Linked DNA regions of Mus musculus: region 1 is linked to region 2. Evidence: chromatin loops called from intact Hi-C (ENCODE). Cell type or tissue: left cerebral cortex. All regions are shown on one strand. Each heading gives the region's core, and the rest is flanking DNA. Links, peaks and the distances in the headings are about the cores only. Region 1 overlaps Utrn (utrophin). Region 2 overlaps Utrn (utrophin).

Region 1 (9,981 bases), core at 834-8,833, 130 kb before region 2:
GTTTTTTGTCCAGTGTTGAGGACCTGTGGATTTTCCTCCAGTCAGGCTGGCATCCACTGATGTCATCCTTGCGCTCCTGTTTGGGCAGATAGGTCAGTGAGACTTTATGGGTGTAGCTTCCAATGTTACTAGGAAACACAGTCTCAGAGTAAACTCCCTGATCCCCTCTGGCTCTTACAATCTTTCCACCACCTCTTCTGCAATATTCCCTGAGTCTTAGGTGAGGGAGTGTTTGTAGATGTAGCCATTAGGACCAGGCTCCACAACTCAGCATTTTGATTAAACCTGTTTTTCTTTATGACCTTATTTATTCCTCTCTGGCATTTGTTAGTGCACCAGGCACCCAACTATCACAGGCAGTAACAGAGTCATGCCAGATAGACATGTTCTCACAGTTCACATCTACATCCTGATGCTCTTCAAAGACATGCCTCTCACTACCATGAACTTCAAAACGCTAATGAAGGGCCATCTCGATCTGTATCCTATATTTTTAATTCACCTATACAATTAAGATATAACCCCAAAATAAGTTTCACCTCTCCTTAAGTCTCTTGCTGCACTCCAGCATTACATGTACGAAAATGCAAGCTTAAAATTTCTACTTGAATACTATTTTCTGACAGCTAAATTAATTCACTCACTTTGCCCCAGGAAATTCTAATAGCGTGACAATAATGCTAAGTAGGTTTTAAACATTTTTTTCTACTTATATGTACAGACATGCAAGAGGAAATACACATTAAAAGTTCTTTCATTCATCATTTACTTGCTTATGAATTTACCCAAGGATTGACTCTTGTTTTCGTAACAATTCTAAGTGAAAACTGGCACTCTAAACTCTACCTCCCAAGTTTAATGTTCCTTTTTCTATGGGGAAATAAACTGGAAAGTTGCATAACAGAGTAAACAATGAAAAACTGCCAGATTAGTGAATTTTATAGAACCCGGAGACTTTGCTCTAAATTGTGAATACCATAAAAGACATTTAACGCTAAATCTGTATGTATTTAAGAAAATGACCCATTTCCAGGTGGGTAGCCATGGAGGATCTGAGGCACAAAGTACAAACAAAACAAAGCAAAAGACAAGAAAGCAAGAAGAGGAGCTCTTGGTAGGAGGGGGGATTAATGGAGGTGGGAAAAGGACAGGAGAGAGTGAGGAGATGAGCAGTTACCAGAATGTATGTATGAAACTGCCAAGTAATAATTACTAAAAAGAGAAAAGAAAATCTGATATTTACTAAGATATAGAAAACATTATAGGAAGCTTAACCTTTAAACATTAAAGAATTAAAGAATTGCCAGTGCTGTTTTATATATTATTTTTCCAGTGTTGGTTATGAGCAAGCAATAAGATGTCGGATAGGCCAACTTTGCTCCCACGTGTTTTCTCTCCATGAGAATTGACTGACTGAGCAAGAACACTCTTCCACTGTGCCGCAACATAAACTCCAGGGGTTAGACAAGGTCCAACTGCTTAATTCTTCGTCATCTATTACTGATGTATACAAATGGAAATTCTTCAGCTAATGGAAGTGTGTGTGTGTGTGTGTGTGTGTGTGTGTGTGTGTGTGTGTGTGTGTGAAATGAACTGTAGATGTCTTCCCGACCCCCACAAAAACAAAACAAAGGAAAAGAGTAAGCCATTTCCAATTTTCTCTATCTAGTGAAAACAAATTCTGTTTTACTAGATCGCGTTTACATTTTAAAATATCTGATTATAGAGGAGTCTAGGTCAAACTATCCATGAATTCATTTTAATCAATCTTTATGGATTTCTAAACTTGGGACTGTATGTATACTCATTTTTTAATGCTACCACACAAAAAGCTTCCAAAGGCTAGCATTGAGCACGGCATGGATGCTTCTGGGAGGTCTATAAGGACCACACCCCTTCTTTCCCAGCTTCTTCCAATTGTCTCTATTCCCAGAAGGACATTCCACTTCCTCCATTTTCAAAGTTGCATCTGTATTTCCCTCTTCCAGTCTGGCTTCTCCTCAGCTGCTTTCTTCCTTTTAAAAGGCTCACATGATTTCACTGACATCAGGATAATCTGCCTATGGTAGCCTACAACCTGGAGACTGTTGCTAAATGTTGTTGTCAACACTGTTATGTATAAAGAGAACTGAGTCAAAGTCCCAGGGGTTAGGATTGGACTTCTTTAAGGGGAGGGCTTATTCTGTCTCAGATTTATAACTAAAGCCTTATTATTTGATTCAGGTAAATATTTACCCAAGCAGACTAAAGCTCTTCAATACCATTGCTAAAGTTATTATTAATTGAAATTAAAATGTAAAACAGCTAAGAAATTTTAAAATTTTAATTAGATGGCCACAACTGCTTTCAACCAAGACAAATCATCTCACCCAGTCTTGGAGTCCTTTCCATTCCTGTCTGTAGAAATGACACACTCATCAATTGCCTTGATGCCTCATTCTAGAATCCATCACAACTCAATATACCAAATGCTGTCTATGAACAAAAGAGTTCAATTCTCACAAGACAATGTAACACATACTGCTTATATTTTTATAGATGATGACCAGTTTGTTTTAAAAATAAGAATGGATTTCAGGATAGAAGGAAGGGCATATTAAAATGTCCTATTCAACAAATATTGGTTTCACAAGCTTTTTCCAAACAAAGATCCGAAAGTCAATTAATATTGAAATAGGATTTTTAAGAGAACACACTTTGATTTTCAAGAGACCACAGTTAGTTTCAGACACCATACAAAGAGATCTTGGCACAGAGACTTTTTTTTATTCAACTCACCCAAGGCCACACAGCTAATGTGAGCCACAGCTGTCTTTTGATACTCAGTGTGCACTCTCAGAATTACAATCTAGTTCTCCTAATACATAATAGGGTCGATGACAATGCTTAGTGCTGGATTGCGTTGTAAAGCAACTGCTTCACTAACCTCCCCTTCCAGAGATAACAGAGGAGTGCTTCATCATTCTTTTCTGGGACAAAGTATACAGTAAGTAAAGGACCAGCATCCTGAGATGGTGTGCAAACTAGATAAGGGTCAGAATATGTCACATAAGAAGTAACAGGAGAGAGAAACTAGGCTGAAAAAACCTTATGATGAGGAGAAAGAGGAAGATGAAGATGATGATAAAATAGCAACTCAGTGACCTGTCCCCAAGGCCAGAAAGACCTAAGGAAGGACAACTCGCTGATCTTAAAATTAATTTCTTCCCATTATTATCATGCACATCTTCCTCTTGGTAAGCGGATTGAATTCTGGATTAAAACGTCCAGGGAGCTGGGTTTGTGCCGCAGACCCTCTGGGTCCGGTACACAGCTTTATTCCCAGCACTTGGAAGGCAAAGGCTGGGGGTGGGGGTGGGGGTGGGGATCTCCCTGCGTTCAAGGCCAACCTAGCTTCATAATAAGTTCCAGGCCAGCCAGGACTACATAGGGAGACCCTGTCTCAGAACAAACAAACAAACAAAAATGACCAACAACAAAACAAGTTACATAGGGGAGCAGGAGCGCTCTTCAATTATTCGGTAAAACTTTATTTTCTTGGTACATAAAAGAGAACTGAAGTGGACTTACTTGATGTAATAGGGCACTTTATTATGTGAAATGGATCTCTGCCACGGCAGCTGGACTGAAGCTGAGGAAACAAAAGGAAGTTATTGGAAGCAGCAAGCCTTACACCTTAATGTAAAACAAATGAACACATTTCGGAGCAACTCTTGAGGGACCCGTTCTGGCTCTGAGCTGGATTCCTGCAATTAAGAAAAGCACGAGGCCAAGCAGCACAGCTTTAAAGCTTCATGTGAAGTGAGGAAAAGAACCAAGACTCAACGTCCAGAGCCGATTCTGTCAGACCCTAACAATGAAAACACTTTCACAAAATCAGGTTATTGTTCATAAACATTGCAACACAGAACACAGTGCCATCTGCAAAGCATGCTCCCTATATGCTGTACATTCAGATTTAAAATGACAGTTCCCAAGATGGAATTTCTAGATCACTAATAGTATTCTTCACTTTGCACCATATTCATAGGCTCAGCTATTATGAACAGATGGCACTCAAGCAAATTTAATTATAAGAAGGTTTTAGAAAGAAAATTCAACATAAAAATAGGCAAGGGGTTTTTTAAGAAGCAAGCAGATCATCTAAGAAAAATATCAGATATTTATTTTGATCCGCAGTATTTAAAAAACAGTTTTCCATGTTTGTAGTATGTTTGAGATGTTTGCCACGATTGAGATATGATGCCTTTTAATGGAAGTTCTTTCCTTTTTGAAATTCTGTTTACTGATTACTTGTAAAGATACATTACATTAGTGCTTTAGTAAATCAATTAGTTAAATGTTTATTTAAGTAGAGTAGCCACATGAATTTAGAACCAGAAGAATTTTGCTAAGCAAGGTACCAGGTAAATTAAAATGAAAGTTTACAACTATCTCTAGACCTTCATATAGACACGTCACTATTTTTTCATAATTTCTTGGCACATTGATATCTTGCAAATATGCAACATTCTAAACTTTGCCAAGCATCCCAAATCCAAACTTTATTTTGAAAATGCAGCAAGATCCACACACCAATGTCCAGTATAATGGAGAAGAAGCTAAATACGCAGAGTTAAAAATAGCTGCCCAAGGGCTGGAGAGATGGCTCACTGTCTAAGAGCACTGCCCGCTCTTCCAGACGTCCTGAGCTCTAGTCTCAGCAACCAGATGATGGCTCACAACCATCTGTAATGGGAATCAATGCCCTCAACTGGTGCGTCTGAAGAGAGTAACAGTGTACTCATATACATAAAATAAATAAATAATGAGAGAGAGAGAGAGAGAGAGAGAGAGAGAGAGAGTCCTGTGATATGAGCCCCCCTCCCCTAAAAAAGAAGAAGCTGCCCAAAGTCCTTTTCAAAATGGTGTAGTTCAGATACTACAACACCTTTCCAAAAACTAGCTCAGCAAACTTCCTCCTTAACAATTGTTCTGGTCTTGATCAAAGGCAAGCACTCATCTTTACAACTGTGTCCACAGATATTCACAAACAGACACAGAAATGAAGACTCAGGTATGCTAAACTTCTCATAAGAGCTAGCCTCACTTCATGGTGGCACCAGGCTGATAGGTCAGGTTTTATTGTGTGCCTCATGGAACTTGCTTTTTAACAAGCATGGGTAAAGTCCAAAGAACACAATCAAGCCAAAGACCGTAAGCAGCAAGGAATAAGAATTATTAAATGTACTAATTGCAAGTTTTCTCACACTTCTTCATTTATTCAGTAATTATTTTGATTCGAATAACCAAGCTTCTTGGACTGTCGGTTGAAGACCACGTGCTTGAACACCATGTAGTGTATTGCAATTCTGCAGTGCTTTATGACTGAAGAAACATGAACTAGATTTCCATGGGAGAGGTTGCCAGGTGGAAAGGTAGGGCTCCATCAATATTAGCAGATAAACTGATCATTTGAACTACAGAGTCTCCATTATTTACAAATGCTTCTTCAATTTGGTCTTAGTTATTCTATAGGGTTTAGAAATCTATAATACTTAATATCTAATGAGTATAATAAGAGGCTATTTATTTCAACAATAGTGCTATCCATATGTTAAGCATTAAAAAAAAAGGTCCGCCCTTACCCACCACAAAGGGCTATACCTCACTCAGAGACAAACACCCACAGGCTCAGCTTAGGAACTGAAGATGGGTAAGTCTTAGAGGTAGGGGACAGAAAATGACAAATGTGACTTCACAAGAATACAAAAGTAAATAAACCCTGACCCTTTCTCTGTGGTTTCAGAGAAAATAAGTTTCCATAATTGAGAAGTATTCTTGGCCTTGAGCTTAAAATTTACTTAAATTTAATTAAATTACACAACTTGTTTTTTTTCCATATACTTCCCATAGGAAATTAAAGAAAAGGCATTAATATGTGCTGAAAGCATCTTTGCCAAGGTGTGGCTTGCGTGCTTGGTCTAACAGGATAGACTACTGAATTTCATTCTTGAGGCAATCTGAGGAAATAGGTATGCAGAGATCAAGAAATTAATTTTCAAAAATTCTCAGGTCTAGTAAAAGACAATGTTAACATTTAAAATCAGTTTGGGAGTTTCAAAATTCAGCATTCTTAAGTATCATCAGAAGTGGATGATAAATAAAACAGGGCTCAAAATTATTTCCCTAAGACTTCATGAAGTGCACATAAAATTACAAGTTCCAGTTGGAGGATGTTCCATTAAACCTACCTTGGTGCAACACTTAATGTATAACATTTGTCCATGAGATGACTACCTTGAGCTTAGTAAACCAACATTTTCTCATTTAAGTATTTATATAGTGAATTAAAATTCATGTGAAGCTTTAAAAAAAAAACTAAGTATACATATATAGAGAGAGAATTGAAATAAACTGGTTAAAAAACCTTACAGCATAAATTTTTGGTATGAGACATTCATAAGCTTTGCATGACAAATACCATATATGTTATCATAACCAATGTTTAAATGAGAAAACATATCTAGATACAAATTTACTTTTGTTTTCCTTTGAATATTTACCAATTTACATACTGCATTTATTACATAAGCAATAAGTAATATTTCATGAACATGTTCTCTTAATTTAAAGTATAGTTAGAGCAAAGATAGAGCTTCTTGGGCAGAACTGAACGAATTTGCAAATTCATTCAAGTTAAGCAAGAACACTCAAATTTATTGATACTTACTGGACAGAAAGTGTTGAGAAGATGGCCCAAAATCTCTGTGGGCTTCCTGGAGCTGCTTAAGGCGATCGTCCACGGAAACCTGCACACAAGCACACGCCAGATGAAACGACTGACTTCAAGACAATGGTTTTCATAACATCCTTGACGTAATTACTTTATCAAGTAATGCTGTTGCTCTATCAATTCATTACTGTTTGGGCAGAAAACTTCTCTTCTTATTAATGCGGCAGCATGAAAATCAACTTCTGACATTAAATAATGGTAAAGAAAGTCAGAGATCATTCTAAACTATCTATATGAACTTTCAATCTATACAATAACCACATTAGCTTAATATTAATTGTGGTTATCATTTTAGATATGAAGAAAGCAAGACACAAGGAAGGGCCAGAGGACACAACTAGTCAGAACAAAGTGAATATTCATGCCTTGGCCATCGGAGCCCATCTTTATGCCTGAAAACTGTTCTCCCCAACTTGGTGGCAGGAAGCATGCTTCTAAGACAGCTTAAGATGTGGCCATGGGAGGAGCCCTTATCCATGCCTCTTTTATAAAAAAAGAGGATAAAAGTACCACAGAGAATGTGTAGGAAATGGAGCTTAGAGAACTCTAAAGATAAAGACATAAACAGATGGATAGATGGGTAGACAGGCAGTTAAGCAGATGATCCTAGATGGTTACACAGGTTGATAAGCATATTGATAAGTAGGTAGGAAGGTAGGCAGGCAGACAGATGGGAGATAGATAAATGAGTATATGAGATGACAGAAGAGAGAAAACTGGAAGCTGGGTGTGAAACATCTTCTGATTTCCCTACAAGTTTGCATCTGATGGTCTTTACCAAAGGAAAGAGGAGCCTCTGAGAATCCCTGCTCCAGGCTGCAATGTGTCACCAGTGCATCCCAGCCATGACTCCCTTCTATGGTTGTTAGTGTGGATTCTATTGTTACCGTGCCACAGGACAAAACCAGTTATGAAACCAAATGCAAATGAACAACAATTGCATACTGCCTTCTGACATTTCCATTTCCCTGGCCCTGTTATTTGTCTGTGCAGTGGTGGTGAGCTGTTCCATTTGAATGAACAATTTCATTTTCAGCACACTGTAAATAAAACTTGCATCTGCCTAGCTCACTGGGCATCTCAGCTTTCTCCTGGTCAGCTACATAAATTGCATCAGAGTGTACTTTATTCATTATGAGAGATGCTCAAATGTCATATTTTATAAGTAAGCTGCTAGTCCTGAAATTTAACAGCACTGTCTGCTAACAGGGATTTGTCTTTGCTTATCCAGGACTGATATTTGAACCCTAGTAGCTACCAACATCAAAGATAAAGGTGGAAGAATGTTCCCATCAAATCTAACAATACATCTGACATCTGTAGAGATGAGGATAACAGAGGCAAAGCAAAAGGAAATCAAGAAAGACCAGAAAAGCAATCTTCAAATGAGTATAATGAATGATAACGATGCAGAGAGATGGGACAGAAGCAAAAAGAATTAGGTTCAGACATCTCTGTGAGCACTTACAAATTTAATATGCTTAGCCTGACTAATCCCGGATTATTGACATCCTTCACAAGGATAGGAAAGATCGTCACATATGGAATATTCACATCTCACACTTTCAACTTCATTAAGAAAACATGTAACATTAAATTAAAAAAAAAAATTAACGTTCATGTATTCTACATGGAGAGGCGTGCGGGTGGTCAGGACACAGGCGTCACAAAGCATCTTTTAGAAGGTGGCCCTTTCCTCTACCAAGTGAGTTGCTAGGGACAGATTCTGGTGTTTACAAATGCATTTACATACCAAGTCCAATCTCAGTCACCTCCTTATGCATTTTGATGTTGGATAATGTAAGAATATATTATAACCTAAAATGTACAGTACTTTTCAAATAAAATGACGGAACTGCACATTTGTATTACTACATGTTATATTGTAGAGAAATTAGTCAGAATTATTTACTATTACTCTTCTAGTTACAGCCTCCCCTGCGGATTTTCAGCAAAAAGGCATAGCTGCTTTGACTGATAGGAGGTGGAGAGCAAATGTGTCCCAGACCCTTTGTACCATGAACTGCTGCCTGGCATGGACAGTAGTCAGCCAATGCTTAGACCTGGAACACTCATGAGTCCTGGCTCAGCTAATCTGGAGTCTACAAGTAGGGTCAGGAGCCACTGAAACAATTGCCTTGGGAAGGTCGGATCTAGACACTAAGTGCAGGTGTGCTTTCTGTAAACAGAAAGAAAACTCCTGCACAGTGAACAATGTAAAGAAAACGAAGAAAAGCTTTGTAACTTTTTCAAAAGAGAAAGAACACATAATGAAAGTAAGACAATGATTTCTTTACAGGTTACAACAGGACAAAGGATCCTGTGGCTGACTCCAGGTTATCATTGCTGCAACTTACTGGCTTTTGTGTATTTTTTACAAGTATTATATACAGTGTAAATATAAATTATAACCAAGAAATCCATACTCATAACTAAATGATGCTCTTGGTTTCAAGATATAGAAAGACAAGTACCTGCCTACTAAATTTATTATCAAACACCCTCAGTAAAGAGAGAGACGAGATAATATGTAGTTTACAACTGAGGTGAGTTTTAAAGACCATCTGAGTGTTTCTGTTTGTGTACATCCTAATGTGTGTTTTTCAGGTTTAAAAAAAAAACCCCACAAAGAATTGTTACACTAAGAAACTAAATACAAATCAACAATTGTATAGCCTGACATTTCTATTCCTGTTCTGTATTCTTTATGCAGTGTTAGATAGCATTCTGAAGGGGCTAAGCCGATACCTGTAGAAGTTTCCATCGCATATTAAGGTCATCCAGCTGGCGAGACATCTTTAGAGATGGATGCAAGTCAAGTGGAGACAGCTGACTGGACAGGTCATTCATTGTTTTTACTTTTAAGTTGATTGGTGCAATTTCTTCTCTAAACGCCTGGTAGAAAACAGATTATTTTAGAATGTCGCCAGAAGAGACTTTCTCAAAAGCCAGAGTTGCCATCTTCTTAGTGAAGACCATAGGAAGGCCATAGTGATGCTGTCAAGTAGAGACACTACTTAACAGCAGCTGACTGGATCAGACCTGTAATAACCTATACAGCCAGAGACTCCCTGAGCCTTAAAGTATGTGGGCAATGAGACAAACTCAAGTTGTGAACTCATTTAAGACACTAAACATTTCTGTCTAGTCTATAATATGCAAACCACAGGATTACTGTTGCATGGTCCATTTGCTGTTTTTATTGA
Region 2 (9,981 bases), core at 1,299-9,298:
TGAGTCCCAGACAAGCCTGGGCTATGCAGTGAGTCTCACTCAGGTCACCATGAGCTCCAGGCATGCCGAGGCTGGATGACATATGAGATGAGATCCTGCCTCAAAATTAGTTAACTAATTAACTATTTGGAAAAAAAAATTATGCCTACTTAGCTAATTAATGGTAGGCATACACCGAAAAACAAAACAAAACAAAAAACAAAACAAACAAACAAAAAAACTCAGGTGTTTGGTCAAAACTTATGATATCAAAATGTATTCATTCTGCTATGTGTGGTGGTACATGCCTTTAAACCTAGCACTCAGGAAGCAGAAGCAGGCCTCTGTGAGTTTGGGGCACCGTGGTCTAAAGAATGAGTTCCAGGACAGCCAGAGCTGTTACGCAGAGAAACCCTGTCTCAAAAAACAGAAACAAAACAAAACAGTGATCATTCTTCAAGATACTGAAAAATGTATTTAAGAAGTTTTTGCTTTTCTCTATCTCTAAGTAAATGTGTTGTATTCTCCTACAGTGGTCCCAGGACAAGTGATGTCTTTCCTGGCTTTGTTTAAAAAGAACAGAGTCTCTTAATAATGTCTAAATCAGTGCATGATAGTTGTATTGTAGGCTTCAAAGATTATAGGCAATAAGGAGGAGCCTGGAAATCCAGAGGAGTGAACAGAACTGGGGAATGCATATCCTATGGGAATCTTACCTCAAGGTCAAGGGAAAGGATTGCCTGGACTTTCCCAAGCAGAGCTGCAAACAGAAACCAAGACACACACACACACACACACACACACACACACACACACACACACACACACACCCCTCTGTAGCACTCTTAGCACTCTTTCCTTATTCTCTATAGAGAACAGTGGTGTAAGGTAGCCCTGCTGAGGATGGCCCAGACTTCATCTCAGGAAGCCAGAGTCTACAAGGTTTGAATCTTTGAGAGGCACTCCCCGGGCCATTATGCTGTGGACTTCCTTATTAGGATTTGGTGGTCCCTTTAATGTTAGAGAATACCAGGAAAGTAACAATACCACACACAGGCACGTGAAGTTATGGGCACACTCCCTAGGTCATCTCCCTTGATCAATGAATACCCATACAGCCTGTGTAAAGATTCAAGATGTTAGTGAAATTCAGAGAGATTAACTGGACTCTCATTTTCTGGAAAGACAGCTGAGCTATAGATCCTGTCAATGGTTTGTCAAGGTGATGTCAACGTAGTAAATGACCAGGCCAAAATTATGTGAATACACATAGTCTTATTCTAGACTAGTATGAACACTTTGACTCACAACAATTCTTCAAAAGTTCATACCATTACTACTATTATTAATTATTAAAATAAATGGCTGTGGTGGTATGAGACTGTAATCCTAGTACCCTGGAAGCTGAGGCAGGTGGATGCTTAGTTTGAGGTCATCATGGGCTACATATGCAGAGACAGCCTCAAAAAACAAACAGGGCTGGAAAGATAGCTAGCTCAGAGGATTAGGGTCACCTAATTGCCTTTCCGAGTAGTACAGCTGGATGCCAGCACCTATGTTAAGCAACTCACAACTGCCTGTAACTCCAGCTCCAGAGGATCCAAGCCTCTCTGGCTATACTCATGTACACATCACTACAGACACAGACACGGACACACACACACACACACACGGACACACACACACACACAGAGACAGAGAGAGAGAGAGAGAGAGAGAGAGAGAGAGAGAGAGAGATACACACTTCAAAAATAATAAAAACAAAGCTTTAAAGTTTTAAAACAAACAAATAAAAAACATAAGAAGAAAATATTTTAAATGTCTTTAGAACAACTTAAATGAACTTCTGGGACTGACAAAGCTGGCACATCCCTGCACGCTGAACATATATGTGGTGCATGAGAACCACTGAATACATGACTTTCAAAACAGAGAAGATGCTTCACTAAAACAAGGTGCTCCACAGCTGGCTCCTTCCCACTTATCTTCTAAAGGCGCTATTATGTGTCTTAAATATGATGATAAAAAACTACATTTGGGTATGGAGAATTAGGCTTGGGGAATACATAATTCAATACTTGTGGTATTGAGACTCAAACCAAGCTAAATTATGAATCAAAACCCAGAACCAACTATATCAATTTGCATTAAAATGAGCCAATCCATCCTTTGTACAAAGCTGAGAAATGAATCCATTAGGGGGGAAAAAAAAAGCCTATAGAAACTGGAAACAAAAACGTTCATATAGCCAAAATAGTTTCAAAAATAATGTAGCTCATTGTTTTTCTTTTTTTTTTTTTCTTTTTTTTTTTTTTTTGGTTTTTCGAGACAGGGTTTCTCTGTGTAGCCCTGGCTGTCCTGGAACTCACTTTGTAGACCAGGCTGGCCTCAAACTCAGAAATCCACCTGCCTCTGCCTCCCGAGTACTGGGATTAAAGGCGTGCGCCACCACAGCCCAGTTGCTCATTGTTTTTTCAACTTCAAGATGAGAACAAGTACCTAGGCATGCCCAAGACTACGGGTGATGAAACATCTACACAGGGGATTTCCTTCCTAGTACAGTGAAAATACAACGAATGATAACTAAAAGAAAGTATAGCAATGACTTAAGCTACTTTCTCTTTCTTTACCCCTCAACCGCATGGTTCTTTGTAGCTCAGGATAACCACTGTGACCACCTGAAATGAAATGCAGAGAGACACTGAATCTGGAATCAGAAAACCTGTCAACAGTGCCAGTTAAATCATGTACTGGCCAAGCATCGCCTACTCTGTGCCTTCACTGTGGAGTTAAAAGAGCTTGTTTCTCCAGATGTTACATAGAACTGGTGACAATTTTCTTTCCCAGACAGATGATAGGTAGGAAGATAGATAGATAGATAGATAGATAGATAGATAGATAGATAGATAGATGAAAGATATGTAGATAGATGATATATAAATTAGATAGATAGATAAATAGAAGATATATAAATGGATAGATGATAGATAAAACATATAAAAATATATATTAACACTATCTTAAAAACACATAGAACGTTTACAATCCTATTCATTAGGCGTCTCTGTCCGTGTTTCATTAGACGCTTTCCCATGGAGTCTAGGGTTGTTGCTTTCCTGTTAATTTTTATTGTGCTGTGGTTTTCTATGTCAACAGTTTTTGTTTTCCTAGTCCTTTTACAGTAGGAAAAAATACAGACACCATAAATATGGCCTGAGAAGGTGGCTCACTGGATAAAGTGCTTGACTTGAGCTTGATTCTCAGAAACCACAGAAAAATGTTTGTTGGGTATGGTGGTGTGTGTGCACTGTCTTTGTAATCCCAGAGCTAGGGAAGTCTAAACAGGGAGAATCCACCCCAGTCTGGACAGCTTGGTGAGGTCAGGCCAATAAAAGATCCTGTCTCAAAAGAGATGGTCACTTTTGTGAATGTGGTGTTGAACAGGTATGGAGCCCATACACAAATGTATATAAGTGCTTGGCCCATAGGAAGTGACAGTATTAGGAGCTGTGGCCTCCTTGGAGGAGGTGTGGCCTTGTTGGAGAAAGTGTGTCACTGTGAGGGCAGGCTTTGAGGTAGCATAAGGTCAAATGTGGCTGGTGTGACACAGTCTCCAACTGCTGTTTGAGGATCCAGATATAGAACCCTCAGCTCCATGTCTGCCTGCACTCTGCCATGCTTCCCACCATGATGGTAAGGGACTGAACCTCTATACTGTAAGCCAGCGCAATTAAATGTTTTGTCTTGTTTTGTTTTTTTAATAAGAGTTGTCAAGGTCATGGTGTCTATACACAGAAACTGTCTACCAATTCTATAATAAACATGCACAAATATGTATTAGGAGGAGGAGGAAGAGAAGGAGGAAGAAGAGGGAGAAGAGAAGGAGGAAGAGCAGGGAGAAGGAGGCACCCACCCTGAAAACCAACACCTTCCAGCAACTGCAGGGAATTGCCCTTAGGGCCTTACATATGTTAGGCAAATGTTCACCTGGCACAATACACAAAGCTTTGATACTTTAACATTTCAATACAAGACAGAGAGTCACTAAGTTATACAACCTGACCTTCAGTTCACTCTACAAACCACCCAGGCCTGGAACAATCTTCCAGCCTCAGCTTCCCAGTTAGCTGAGAGTACAGAACCTGTACCACCAGGCCTGACCCAACTACTTCACTTTCCATTCTAGAGGGATTCCGTTCCGGCTTTATCAGGCCATGCTGTCACAGCGGCCAATTATTTATTAAGCATTAAAAAGCACTGTCCGCTTCTGTGACTGAGCTTTGTTACAAATCAGTCTTTCAGAACTTCACAGACCTGAACAAACTAGAAAAAGAAAAATGAAAAGCAATCCTCTCCCACACTCCACATCCTTTCCAACTTCAATTACTTGGACTCATTTACCTTGCCTGAGATGAACAAACTTCGAGCAAGTGAGAAAACGACAATGGTGTGACATTGTCTATATTCTCCTATCCCTGCTAATTGCTTAATTTCCAGAGCTAAATATAAACAACTAACTTCCCTTTGAAAGGCCAGCAGGGCTCTGCCGAGAACCAAGAGAAAGCGGTTCGTGCCTATAGCTTTCAGATCCATACATACAGGCTGGAAATTTCCATTTGATACTTAATAAACTGCACCCCAGAGGAAACACAAGTCATCAAGCTTTTAGTCACGATGACAAAATAGCATTTTCTGAATCTAGAGTGCTATGCCAGCTCTCTTCTCAGAAAGAACTTTCTGTTTACTCCCTACTGTATCCGCGTCAGTCACGCAGAGTTCCAACTAACGTTTTTTGTTCTTAAAGAACCACTTAACTTTGTGACCGGCATTTGGGGGTGGGGGTGTTTTTCGAGACAGGATTTCTCTGTATTTTCCTGGCTGTCCTGGAACTCACTCTGTAGACCAGGCTGGCCTCGAACTCAGAAATCCGCCTGCCTCTGCCTCCCAAGTGCTGGGATTAAAGGCGTCCGCCACCACCACGCCCGGCTATTTTTTAATCATGTAAAAAGCACTGCATTAAATCATAAGTGAAGTCATTGGTAACATGGGTTTTCTGATTAACGATATGTTACTACTTAAGTAATAAAAGATAATTTTGACATTCGCGTTGATATGAGGAATTATGGTAAAAAGGGAGGTCACAGATCAGCTAAGCTGCTGCCCCTTTGGGAAGCCACAAAACAAAACTCCTGTGACAGTCACAGGCAGGGAGGAAGGTCTCCTGTTTTGAGTCAGTAATCTGGACCTCAGCAGGAACTGCAGAAGACAGAGCATTAAGAAAGTACTCGTTCTGGGAGTTCACACATCTCTGATGAGACACCACAAACAGCACCAAGGAAAGGGGAGAATAAATGTGAATCCCTCCGCATCCGCCATTTTGCTCCACGGCATCTCCACCTCCATACACCTTCTGAACTACCCAACCCACTGGCTTCTCATGAAAGCAAGAACTGACTCATGATCAAGGGGACCTCAGGCTAGGACGTCCATTTACTGTGGCTCAAGAAATATGTGTACGGTTTGGTTACTGAGAGAAACCAAGGGAGCCTGACAGATGGTCTTAAAATACCTCTGTCTTAACATTCAGACTGTGGCCAAGTCAAGCTTGTTTCATGCTCTGAAACACTTCAGGGTTTAGTTATCCAAGGAGAGCAACACACCCCACCTGAAAGTAAAACCTGTAAGGCTTATTTTAAAATGCACCACTCACGTGTTCTATTTTTTTCCCCCAAAACACATATGTTCAACCTTTTTTGTTTTGTTTTGGTTTATTTTTTTGTTTTTTCGAGACAGGGTTTCTTCATGTAGTCCTGGCTGTCCTGGAACTCACTCTGTAGACCAAGCTGGCCTCGAACTCAGAAATCAGCCTGTCTCTGCCTTCCAAGTGCTAGGATTAAAGGCATGTGCCACCACTGTCCAGCACATATGCTTGACCTTATATGAACCTCATATTAACATACAGATGCCAGGCAGCATGTGAACTTAAAAGTCATGTCAAACACTGAGTGATTGGGATATGTTCAGTTATAGAGTTACCCTTTATAAAAGTACCCACACAGGGTCTATGTGGTTCTCACACACAAACATATATACAGACGTCAGGGAGGAGAAACTGATTTTGTTTAAACATCACTTGTCATCCCTGGCTTTCCAAGCCGTCATTGTCCCCTACTAATAAGCCAATGGTGGGAGAAAAATGCACAGAATGAAGGGGCGAATCAGTCTGGGCAGTAAGAAGACAATATTGACCACACGAACAAATCAACACTCTATGATTCTTGAACAGCTGTTTCCTTCTTCATGGCACCTGTGCACAACCTTGAATTAATAATATACACCAGGATGCTTAAAATATTTTAACTCATAGGACACATGACAAAATGTTTGGGCACAAAATTATTTCAGCGAAACTGTTTTACATACATATGCTGGCAGCACAAAAAAATCATAAAACTAAATCAAAATAATTAGCTAAATCAATAAAAATGCTGAAGTCATGAAGGACTCAATTTATAATACTAATTATTTTTCAATGTTCTATGACTCACCCACTAATCTACCTTGTAAGAATCTACTTTTTACCACGTCAATTATTAAATATGCCATTAAAAATGTCCCTGAGGGGGTGGGGGTGGGGGTGGGATTATAAAATTCCTCTCTAACTCAACATAACCTCAATCAGGTTTCAATTCAAAGACTGAAAACAGGCCAAGATAATCACAAAATGCAAACAAGTTAAAGTCAGTAGCAATCTTAAAAGTCACTTACATCCAGCTTTGTGTCCACTGTGCTCTAATAGAGGAAAAATTATCCTCTAGAGTCATTAATATTTTAAAGAAGCTAAGTGATCTAAGCCAAATCAGGAGAAATTAGCATCTAGCGTGGGGTGGCTCGAGGTCATCAGGGCAATTTCAATGCTGCTGCTTCTCAAGTCAGCAGCCAATGTGTTTCTGTTTCCTGCCCAAATTTTAGGGATTGTATAACCAGAAAGAAACACCTTTAAAAGCAAAAAATACAACACCATGTACAGTTGGAGGGGGGTTACTCAGAGCCACAGTTTCCCCAAGTTCTGCCCATCCCTGTCCCTTTCCCTATGAGAAATAGGCAGGGGGAAATACATACAAATAAATAAAACTCAAAATAAGAATACTGTGCACAATTTTCCAGTCGTTTTTCACTTACTTATAAATGACTGATACCCATACAACAGACAAAAGAAAGATGTGAAAGATGAAGAGGGTACAAATATTCAGACACCAGTTTTCAAAATGCCAAGATGAACGCAAAATAGACTCTTCTCTTCTCTCTCTCTCTCTCTCTCTCTCTCTCTCTCTCTCTTTCTCTCTCTCTCTCTCTCGTCTTTAAATGTACTTGAAATATAGACTTTCTGTATTTTTTATGGCAAAACACTGAAGTATTTAACATTTCCTTTCTAAAAGACTAAATTTAGAGAATGTAAGGGATATAGGGGGAAATAGCTGTAACAACATTTGCAATTTAAATAAAGAGAATTCAGTGTCTCGCTAAGCAGATAAACAGTACAGCTGGTCAAACTTGCAGCACAGTGACAGCACTGGTAACAAGTAGGCTCAGTAGATATAGATACCATGCCATTAACAGAGAAGGACAACTGACATTTAAGTCTGTACCTATAATTTTATCCACAATGATATGCATTAGGATCCATTTCCCACATACAATAAGATAAATAAAAGATACCTGCTACCAGTTCATTTATTCATAGTCAACAACAGCATCACGCCACTTCCCTGTCTGGAGTCCCCAAACCTCATATATCACTGCCTGACACTGACACCTACTGGAAAGTACTGGAAGTGTGTGCCCCCCCCCTCCCTGTCTGAGCAGTAGCTAATTTCACATAGGGTAGAGAATATATAAAGGGTAAATTTCAATTGCAAATAAGACAACCTCAGGTTCCCAAAAAGTAATGCCCGTGCCGAAGATTTAAATTCTAAGGCATCTTTGAGAAATTACAAATCTCAATAAATCTTCCCAAAGAATACTCCTGTTGGAAGTGAACTTCCCCATGACTCCAGTAACATGATGTGTGCTTATTCAGGGTCTTATCATAAGACTACTTAGTAGCTTTCTCCAGCACCTTAACTTTGCTTTATGTGTGGAAGTCAACGCACCCAATGGCCTTACAGCTCAAAACCCCTCTGCTTTTGTGAAAGTGCTTATGGGAATAGATGAGAAAAATAATAACCCAGCTTTTTTTTAATGCTTCATACATTTATATCCTTAGCTTTAAAAAAGTAACATATATTAATGATTCATGTATCTATACCAATACTTAAAAAGTAAAATACTAATACTTATTTAGTGAATGCATTTTTCTTCTCCATTATCAAAATTGGCTTTTTGTGAAAATGTAAACATCTTACAAAAACACACGGATTCTTTAAGCAGATGAAATCTCAACATATCCAACAGTTAGTTCTGTACTTTTCCGACTGGATTAATAAGTTGGATCAAGCTTTAATTAACTTAACACAAATGAAAATATAGCATCTCTTTAAAGCACGTCTCACTATATCAATCGATTTCCTAAGATTATATTTTAAAAAGTAAGTTTCTGGACAGACATATATTAAATTAGACAAACTGTAAAGCACAACACTGTGATTAAAAAAAAAAATCAAATTAACAGAATCCAGCTTCCCAGCCTAGACCCATTGCTTTATAGGCAGAGCCTAGGTGCTTCAACACATCAAATTTAACATCTTCAGAAAAATAATGAGATAAGAGGCAGTTTTCCCAATTACTGATCAGTTGATCTTTTAAAGAACAGTAAGATTCCTTCTTTAGAAGCATACTAAGAATTGTACAGGGAGAAAATTGTAATAACATAAAATTTGATTTGCTGCTGCTATAATCTTCCTTTTGCATCATATCATCTTGTTTTTATAAAAATAAGGAGACAGTACGAACACTAAATAAGATAAGACCATGGGCAATAACAAATACTAACCCAAAACAACACAGGAGGACGTGGGACGGCTTGTGTTTAGAATAACTGACATTGCATTCAAAATGTATAACTGTCAAACAAGTTATATCCTAAAACACTACTTAACCCACCTGGCCACAGAAAATTGTGTTCTTCAACTTTAACTAGGACATGTGGACACACAAGAATATAAGAAATGTTTACAATGGGGCTAAGCTTGTTTTTAAAATGGGCATTACTTTTCTTAATTGGAAAATATCAGCTATAAAAAGAAGAGCACGGTAAGCAATCTGTTGAAAGAGCATTCTGAGCTCTCTGCTTGATTTTGCTGGAGCTTAACATTGTATTAATGTGTCATTAAATATTAAGATATTGTAAAGTACCCCAGAGGTAACAGGTCTTAATGAAAATAGTTTGTCATATTTTCTCCAAACAACCCATCTCAGAAGACTAGGTTATAGATGGTAAAATAAAATATGTACTAAAATAGTACTTGTCTCATAGGCTTAAATAAATTTTAATGGAGCGATTTCTTTTAACAGCTTTTGCAATCAGTTGCCTGGAAAGGGAGTTTTTCCTTTCCTTCAGAGGAGCCTGAAAGATGAGTATTTCCTAGCCAGGCAACAGTGGATTCTTCAGACACCCACTCCCTATTTCCAATCAGTTACCTTGCAGAGCTTCTGGTACCGCGGAGAGGAAACTGCCATCCTTTGTAAACGATGTAACAAAACCACAACTTTCTGCAGAGACGTTCTCACCACCGCCATCATTTTAAGTTTACCACACTTCTGAAGAGTCCTCAGAATTTGCATTATAAATGAAGAGCAGCGATCATTTCCTCCCGGTCACTGGACAATGATTTGCCAGTTCTCTGAGCATGCTCGTTTCCAGACATGCATTTGAAAGATAAAGGGGGGTTTAAGGTTCTAGAGAAAAGGAGGCTGGGAGTCCATCAACTTCTTGATTTGACAAAAACACTGAAGAACGCCACCCAGACAGCCCCCAGCAGATGCTCACAGCCAGGACCTGCT

What was found. A loop is a pair of places that touch in the nucleus more often than their neighbours do. Peaks named below come from ENCODE experiments on the same cell type or tissue, not always from the same donor. Only the 100,000 strongest peaks of a DNase experiment are listed, where the experiment ranks them.
Region 1: a loop joins it to region 2, with 2.1 times the contacts of the local background. A loop is called at or near these places in 2 of 42 quality-filtered maps.

The regions. Positions count from the first base shown.
Region 1 is chr10:12,471,701-12,481,681 of GRCm38, forward strand. Utrn (utrophin) reads right to left here. Exons shown (of 74, transcript NM_011682.4): 55 at 9,524-9,670; 56 at 6,713-6,791; 57 at 3,571-3,631. Among named protein-coding and RNA genes, the nearest start is that of Gm25139, 110 kb to the left of the region's middle. In left cerebral cortex, for the core only: no CTCF peak of the experiment used is centred there; a DNase peak (open chromatin) is centred at 3,844.
Region 2 is chr10:12,604,873-12,614,853 of GRCm38, forward strand. The region is part of intron 50 of Utrn (utrophin); the gene reads right to left. Among named protein-coding and RNA genes, the nearest start is that of Gm25139, 240 kb to the left of the region's middle. In left cerebral cortex, for the core only: a CTCF peak has its summit at 7,775 (motif pointing left); DNase peaks (open chromatin) are centred at 4,665, 5,339, 6,882, 7,746 and 1 more place; H3K4me3 peaks cover 2,512 bases; H3K27ac peaks cover 1,880 bases.